Regions from separate parts of the Homo sapiens genome. Here region 1 is linked to region 2. Evidence: read pairs that join two places in POLR2A ChIA-PET (ENCODE). Cell type or tissue: GM12878. All regions are shown on one strand. Each heading gives the region's core, and the rest is flanking DNA. Links, peaks and the distances in the headings are about the cores only.

Region 1 (4,400 bases), core at 252-4,251, 530 kb after region 2:
CTCAAAACAGTATTGTTTATCACAGTGTCAAGAAGTGTGCTGTTATATTTCCTGTCTTGTACAGCTTTTAATTTTTCTGAAGTTGCTAACTGGCTTTTTAAAAGTACTATTTGCCTTTATTACGTGCCCAACTTTTTTGTCCATTGCATCAGAGATTTGGTTAAAATTTTTCCAGAAACTTCCTTCTTCTGAAGCTACTTCAGGGAAGAGTGCTTCATCCTGTTACTCTTGTCTGTACTTGTTGTCTAGGCCTCCTATACAACTGTCTCTTCTTTGTTGGGCTGCTTTCCTCATTTGTGGAACTCCAGCCTTTTATTGAAAGACACACTCAACACAATTCCTAAGAAACTGTATGTGAGATGCAGCTTTTCTGATTCTTTGAATGTGTGAAAATCAGTACATGCAAATGTGATCTATGTTCACACCTGTATAGTAATTTAATTAGGTATAGAGAATATAGTTTAAAAATATGTTTTCCTCAGAATTTTAAAGGCATTATTCCTTTTTCCTGAGCATTTAGTATTGCTAATGTGAAATTTAATGCCAGCTTGATTCTCATTCTTTTGCAGATGATATGATCTGCTTTTCCTTTCTGCTTTTTCCTTTGAGCCGTGATCACGTGGTAGAAGTCATTTTACAGCCACTGGTGGGCTCTTCCCATCTGAAATCTTAAGGCTTTCAATTGAACAGAATCTCTTTTATCATTCAAATTAGCAATTTGCTTTCCTCCCGTTTTGTTACTTATTTTTCATAATTCCTACTAATTATCTGTTAGTCTTCCTGGTTTGATCTTTAACAGTAAAATAGTAACCAATATTATCTATTTTTTAAAAAATATTTTAAGTTCTAGGATACACGGGCAGAACGTGCAGGTTTGTTACATAGGTATACACATGCCATGGCGGTTGGCTGCACCCATCAACGTGTCCTCTACATTAGGTATTTCTCCTAATGCTATCCCTCCCCCAGACCCCCACCCCCCGACAGGCTCTGGTGTGTGATGTTCCCCACCCTATGTCCATGTGTTCTCATTGTTCACCTCCCACTTATGAATGAGAACATGTGGTATTTGGTTTTCTGTTCCCGTGTTAGTTTGCTGAGAATGATGGTTTCCAGCTTCATCCATGTCCCTGTAGAGGACATGAACTCATCGTTTTTTATGGCTGCATAGTATTCCATGGTGCATATGTGAAACATTTTCTTTATCCAGTCTATCATTGATGGGCATTTGGGTTGGTTCCAAGTCTTTGCTATTGTGAATAGTGCCTCAATAAACATATGTGTGCATGTGTCTTAATAGAATAATTTATAATCCTTTGGATATATACCCAGTAATGGGATTGCTGGGTCAAATGGTATTTCTAGTTCTAGATCCTTGAGGAATCGCCACACTGTCTTCCACAATGGTTGAACTAATTTACACTTCCACCAACAGTGTAAAAGCGTTCCTATTTCTCCTCATCCTCTCTACCATCTGTTGTTTCCTGACTTTTTAATGATCGCCATTCTAACTGTTGTGAGATGGTATTTCATTGTGGTTTTGATTTGCATTTATCCAGTGACCAGTGATGATGAGCTTTTTTTCATATATTTGTTGGCCACCTTAATATCCTTTTGAGAAGTGTCTGTTTACATCCTTCACCCACTTTTTGATTTTTTTTTTTTTGAAATTTGTTTAAGTTCTTTGTAGATTCTGGATATTAGCCCTTTGTCAGATGGAAAGATTGCAAAAATTTTCTCCCATTCTGTAGGTTGCTTGTTCACTCTGATGATAGTTTCTTTTGCTGTGCAGAAGCTCTTTAATTAGATCCCATTTGTCAATTTTGGCTTTTGTTGCCATTGCTTTTCATTCAGGACATAGGCATGGGCAAAGACTTCATGACTGGTTTGATCTTTTTGTCTATTTTTATTTCATCTTCTGGGAGACTTTTCTGAGTTTTTAAAATGTATTTCTCTTTTTTATGTTGGCAATCATATTTTTAAAATCAAACCTTTTAAATCTCAGTTTGTTCATTTTTCATAGTATCCAGTTCTTGTCTAATGAAAGCACTGTATTCTTGAATCTTTCTAAGGGTGTTGGAATTTCTGCAAAAATGTCTGTTTTTTTAAATAATATGGCTTTCTATTTTGTAATCAGCTTTTCTTGTTTATTTTGATTAGAGTGTCTCACACTCAGAAGTTTTTCCAAGTGTATGGGAATATTTGGTTTTCTGTTGATATTTTAGGGCAAAGCAAATGCCATGACTGGGGTTGTAACTTATATTGTGGTGAAATCAGCTGTTTCATAAGTAGAGTTTTGATGGATTTCCTCTGCATTTTAGCCTTTATGTCTCACTCCCACTCCTGTGGTATTTCAGTTTTCAGATTTCTGAGCATCTCAATGGTTCTTCCAGGCAACCTATATCCATTGCTGTCACTAACCCTCCACCCTCTTTATTTTGCTCTAAGCTAACCCCTTTGGATGCTTTTCACCTGTCAGCATGTTTTCACTTTTCATCTGGGGTTGTTTGTTGAAAAAAAAAAATTGTTGAAATCTTTTATCAGTTTATGTCCATTTCTTTTTCTTATTTTAGCTTATGAATTTGTACCTATTTGTATTCCTTTACTAACATTTTAATAGGCTTTTGGATGGAAGAGAATATAAATACATTTGCATAATCTGCCATCTTTATCTAGAAGTCCCTGTTAATTTTTAAATATACATTTGTCTGACCTGAAATCTGTAGACACATATTTAGTATTTATTTATAGTCTACATCATTTGTAAACATGTGTTTTTAGTGCATATGTGTAAGGTGCCTTTTGGCATGTACCATTTCTCTGACAATTTTCTCAATATTTTAAGGTATAAACAGGTCAAACTTTTAAAAAAATCCTTTCCAGGTTGTAACTTACCTCAATTATATTTTTTCTAAAAACAATTCTGTAAAATAGGTATTGCCACCATCTCATTTTACAGACGAGAAACGGAGATTCCAAGAGAGTTGAATGATAAGCTTAAGATAATAAAGCTGATAAATGTTGACCTGGTTAGATCCAAACTTCGGTTCAGCGGTACATGTGCAGATTTGTTACCTAGGTAAATTGCATACGTCATGGGGGTTTGGTGTGTAGATTGTTTCATCACCCAGGTAATAAGCGTGGTACCTAATAGGTAGTTTTCAGTCCTCATCCTCTTCCCACCTTCCACCCTCAAGTAGCCCCAGTGTCTATTGTTCCCTTCTTTGTGTCCATGTGTAGTCGATGTTTAGCTCCCACTTATAAGGGAGAATATATGGTATTTAGTTTTCTGTTCCTGTGTTAGTTCACAGAATAACAGCCTCCAACCATGTTGCTGCAAAGGACATGATCTTGTTCTTTTTTATGGCTACATAGTATTCCATGGTATACTATGTATATACATGGTATATGTACCATATTCTCTTTATCCAGTCTACCACTGATGGGCATCTAGGTTGATTCCATGTCTTTGCTGTTGTGAATAGTGCTGCGATAAACATTTCTGCATGTGTCTTTATGGTAGAATGATTTATATTCCTTTGGGTATGTACCCAATAATGGGATTGCTGAGTTGCACGGTAGTTCTGTTTTAAGTTCTTTGAGAAATCACTAAACTGCTTTCTACAGTGGCTGAACTAATTTACATTCCCACCAGCACTGTATACATGTTCCCTTTTCTCTGCAGCCTTACCAGCATCTGTTATTTTTTGACTTTTTAATAATAGCCATTCTGACTGGTGTGAGACAATATCTCATTGTGGTTTTAATTTGAATTTATCTAATGATCAGTGATGTTGAATATTTTTTCATATGCTTGTTGGCCACATGTATGTCTTCTTTTGAAAAGTGTCTGTTTACCTTCTTTGCCCACCTTTTAATGGGGTTGTTTGTTTTTTGCTTGTAAATTTGTTTATCTCTCATGCTATGCTATGTCTCTTAGACAACATTTGATAAAACCAAATAAATACAACAGCATAAATAAATAAGTTAATCTGTTTAAAGAATAAATTTCTACTTTCACAGGGCATCATGTGCACTGCTTTAGTTTTCAGCTTGGTTGTACTTTTTAATAATATTTAAAACTGGTCCTGAATATTTGATAAGGATATGGCAGTCCTAACTTCTCTCATCAAACTCTATGGATAACTTATACTGATAAAATAAATTATGTTTCATAAAAGAAAAGCTGTTGTTTCAAAAGTAATGGAGGCAGGGCCAAGGTACAATCAGACAATTTTAATTGTCTTCAACTATTATATATCTTACTATATTTTAGGTCAGATAATTTGGCTCATAATATTCAAAACTGTATTAATTATGGGATTTTACAACAAGGTTATGTAGTGTATGTTTGCCAGTTGGGAAAGAAAGATAATTATGCTTGAATGTAGGTCACATTT
Region 2 (4,400 bases), core at 301-4,300:
TATTATTATACTTTAAGTTTTAGGGTACATGTGCACAATGTGCAGGTTAGTTACATATGTATACATGTGCCATGCTGGTGTGCTGCACCCATAGTAACTGACTTCTAAAACATACATTCACTGACAAAATGATGGTGAACAATTCGTTCTGTGTAAGTAAGACGTAGGCATCTCCATATTGTAACACTGGAGAGGAGAAAAACCAAAGCCAACATAGAGCCCTTGATATCCCCTCGGTAGTCAGGACCTAGGGGTTTACAGTAAGGAGCAGCAGGCAACAACATTAACCTTCTAACAGCAAGCTATCAAAATGAACTTGAAATAATGCACTTAGTTCCATGTAGTCCTTAACCTCCCTGTGAGAAACCTGCACATGCCTTGCTTCCTAATTCTTCTTCTGGAGCTCAGGGCCAGGATTGGTAGTGCTGCATATAGAGCTGTGTTGGGAAGAACTGTAAGACTCAATGAAGGAAGAGTGTAGTGATCAATTAGTGATGTCTGCCAAGAGTATGGGAAGGGATGGGGACAGCACATGTGCTATGTATTTGCCAACCCTGAACTGGGGCATATTTTCAGTAAGCTGTCTCTGCCATGGAACTGTAGTGTACAAAGCTAACTAGTATTAATGAATACTAGTTACTAGTACTAGTATTCACTTGTAACTTCTCCAGCATGAGATAATAGTGCCTTTGCTGACCTTCAGTGAAAATTTTCACAGACTTTACCAGTAATTTTCATAGATGACAGACACACTTTGGTAGATATTAATAGTCTGGGGATTAGATACTAGGCTGGTGCAAAAGTAATTGCTGTTTTTGCCATTGCTTTTAATGGCAAAAACTGCAATTACTTTTGCACCAAATAGATACACTCCACTGTGGAAGAGAGATAGTTCGTTTGGATTTTTCATATCTAGAGGATATATGCTTCAAGACCTTTAAATTCTCCATGTTGATACACAACAAATATCCTTCTCATTGCTAATCTGATTCCTTGTTTCTGGGAAGGAAGAATCCTGGTTAATGAATACCAATATCATTGTTACTGGGAAGATATTCCATCAGTAGGATAATGATAGTATCTCCTTGATAATAAGTTGACATTTTGGGTTACATGCCAATTCTTGGTAACCGTAAATTATAAAGAGACTGATCATTCTTGCAAGTTTGGTTAGCTAAGTTTCTCAGTTTGTTTACCCACCACGGGGCTCCCTCCTCCAAGAATACTCTCTCTTTTAGAGCGCTCACTTCAGCAGTCATAGGAGTTGGCTTGCTTGCTTGTTGGGGTTGAAAGTTAATCAATGTTCCTAACAGCATTGATAACAAAGCTGGTCACCGCTGCTCTTAATGGTAGGCAATCTTATAGCTGGTAGCAGAAATGATTCAATTACACTGTCAGTAATACATCTTTTTTTTTTTTTTTCATTTATTTTTAGTAGAGACAGGGTTTTGCCATGTTGCCTAGGCTGGTCACAAACTCCTAGGCTCAAGCAATCCACTAGCCTCGGCCTCCCAAAGTGCTGGGATTAGAGGGGTGAGCCACCTCACTCAGCCAATATATCTTTTTTGATAAATTTTTTTAGTGCATAAACTTTCTAGGTTAAAGATATGATTCAGGAAGGGTCAGATTTGGGGCCCAGTCTAAATTTTGTTATTGGTGAATTTTAGTGGCCTCTCAAAAACATTTACAATGAGTAAACGTTATTAATGTTAGAAGTTAATTACCAGCTGGGCTCAGTGGCTCACGCCTGTAATCCCAACACTTTGGGAGGCCGAGGCAGGTGGATCACCTGAGGTCAGGAGTTCAAGACCAGCTTGGCCAACATGGTGAAACCCCATCTCTATTAAAACTACAAAAATTAGCCAGGCATGGTGGCACGTACCTGTAATCCCAGCTACTAGTGGGGCTGAGGCAGGAGGATCTCTTGAACCTGGGAGGCGGAAGTTGCAGTGAGCCGAGATGGTGCCACTGCACTCCAGCCTGGGCGACAGAGTGAGACTCCATCTCAAAAAAAAAAAAAAAAAAAGAAGTTAATTACCTATTTGTGTTTAGCAGCATGGTAAATAAAAAGAAGTATTTAAGACAAATAACTTCATAATCTGAAGTATATAATTTAGTTGGGGACATAAAAGATTTAAAATAATAATACAAGATAGCATATACTTTATTACTTTTGTGGGCTGGAGCTGCTCCTACTGGCTTGCAAAAGCCAATTGCTAAGTTTTCCAGTTTTGTGAGCTGGTTATTAAACACAGCCATTATTAGAAATTAAATTATATAAAGTTATAATTAAATAAAGTATACTAATAACAAAGATAATAAATAGTCAAAACTCATTACTAATTGTTTTATTACCTTTCAGTATTATCTCTGATCTTGAAGTTATTTATGTGTATTATATCTGTGTGGTAGAAATACTACATAACAATATGCCACTCTGCGTCTCTTCCTGACTGTGGTCAGTGACATCATACTGGTGGCTTGAAATAGCCATGGTGGGAGTGTTTACACCACAGAAATTGAATCTATAAACCCGCCGAACCCAGACTCCTACCTCTCCACCCCCAGAGCCAGGTGCTAAACATTTACCAGCACGCCATTGCGTATAAATATCAAATAGGAAGTACAGACTCTAAGAACCATCACTGGCCAGAGGACAGTGCGATCACCTGAGGTTTGGGGATCAGAGAGGTAGGCTTTGAAGCTGGCTCTGAAGCAGACTTGTTTTTATGTGGGTCAGGACCACCCTCAGGGATATTTAGAACCAGGACAAATCACAGAATGCCCACATGTCCCTGGACATTTTTATACAGGTGAAATCAGGTTAGCATGAGCATTAACAGTCTCTTCCAAGGTGAAGCAAAGTAAATAAAAAGGCAACAGTAAGCCTGAAAGGTGTGTGTGTGTTTGTGTGTGTGTGTGTGTTTGTGTGTGTGTGTGCATGTAAAGGATGTGGTGGGGTGATCTCACCCCCTCTGGCCGAGTGGTCATGGGATGATTGGATAACCTTAGTGATATCCACTGGAAAGAGTTAAAGACATTTCTATGCTTCTCTTCCAGCCAGTAGCTAAAGCCCCAGGGACAAGGTGTTCCCTTTGATCTTGCTGTACATCTGTAATAGAATTTTAAAAGATTGGAAAGAAAAAAAAAAGGTAGGCTAATAGAAAAGGTAGGTTTAGAAGGCTTCCTGGAAGCCAAGGAGAGGCAGTCTTTGAACTAGCACATTGGATCACTGTTTTTTCAACCCTAACTCATTGCAGACCTCTGAAAGCCTCTTGGGGAAAAATTATAGCAATGTATCATGGTGTTTATAACATGCACGGAAGTAAAGTATATGACAACAATAGCAGAAAAATTAAAAAATATTTTGTTGTAATAAAAATGATTAAATGGTAAACTTCATGTTATGTACATGGTACTAAAATTATAAAGATATTAAAATGATAACATTTTTTCATTCTCTCCTCCTGGGTGAGAATAAGGGCAGTTACTGTTTTTCAATTGATGATGGAAGATTCTCTTGGTTTTTTTTTTTTTTTTTTTTTTCAGATGGAGTCTCACTTTGTTGCTCAGGCTGGAGTGCAGTGGCGTAATCTCGGCTCACTGCAACTTCCGTCTCCCAGGTTGAAGCAATTCTCCTGTGTCAGCCTCCCAAGTAGCTGGGATTACAGGCATATGCCACCATGCACGGCTGATTTTTGTATTTTTAGTAGAGACGAGGTTTCATCACGTTGGCCAGGCTGGTATTCAACTCCTGACCTCAGATGATCCTGAGTACTGTGACTCCCAAAGTACTGGGATTATAGGCGTGAGCCACCATGCCCAGCCTTGAGATTTTTTTTTTTTTTTTGGACAGGGTCTCGCTCTGTTGCCCAGGCTGGAGTACAGTGGCACGATCTTGGTTCACTGCAACCTCTGCTGCCCAGGTTCAAGCAATTCTCCTGCCTCAGCCATGTGAGTAGCTGGGATTACAGGCGTGTGCCACCACCTCTAGGTAATTTTTGTATTTTTAGTAGAGACAGGGTTTTGCCATGTTGGCCAGGCTGGTCTTGAACTCAGGACCTCCAGTGAGCCACCTGCCTCGGCCTCCCAAATTGCTGGGATTATCTGCACGAGCCACTGTACCCAGCCTTCTTGTTTAAAAACAAAAGAAACTTAAATAAATAAAGAAATAAGTCAAGGGCAATAATAGTAGAAACAAAGTGGCAATTGCAATTGTTGAGGAGTTTTGGAAAAAATAAAAATTAAAATAAAAAAAGGCTTGCGCCTTAACAGCTAACTGGTTACTGAGTAGCCCAGTGAGGGAAGTGGGAAACAAAGGAAGAGAAGACTCCTAGGACAAACAGGATCAGAGTCATTACTGGGGACTAGAGCCAGTGTCAGGTGAGGAGAGGCTGCTG

The links. ChIA-PET counts read pairs that join two places held together with the same protein. Peaks named below come from ENCODE experiments on the same cell type or tissue, not always from the same donor. Only the 100,000 strongest peaks of a DNase experiment are listed, where the experiment ranks them.
Region 1: POLR2A ChIA-PET joins it to region 2 with 5 read pairs; 1 of 35 experiments calls an interaction of 5 or more read pairs at or near these places.

Annotation. Positions count from the first base shown.
Region 1 is chr12:92,564,665-92,569,064 of GRCh38, reverse strand. The region is part of intron 1 of LOC105369905 (a long non-coding RNA gene); the gene reads right to left. Among named protein-coding and RNA genes, the nearest start is that of LINC02397, 100 kb to the right of the region's middle. In GM12878, for the core only: no CTCF peak of the experiment used is centred there; no DNase peak of the experiment used is centred there; H3K27ac peaks cover 172 bases.
Region 2 is chr12:93,093,719-93,098,118 of GRCh38, reverse strand. The region is part of intron 3 of LOC643339 (a long non-coding RNA gene); the gene reads left to right. LOC105369908 (a long non-coding RNA gene) reads right to left here. Exons shown (of 4, transcript NR_188219.1): 2 at 1,883-2,004. Among named protein-coding and RNA genes, the nearest start is that of LINC02412, 78 kb to the left of the region's middle. In GM12878, for the core only: no CTCF peak of the experiment used is centred there; a DNase peak (open chromatin) is centred at 2,508; H3K4me3 peaks cover 331 bases; H3K27ac peaks cover 673 bases.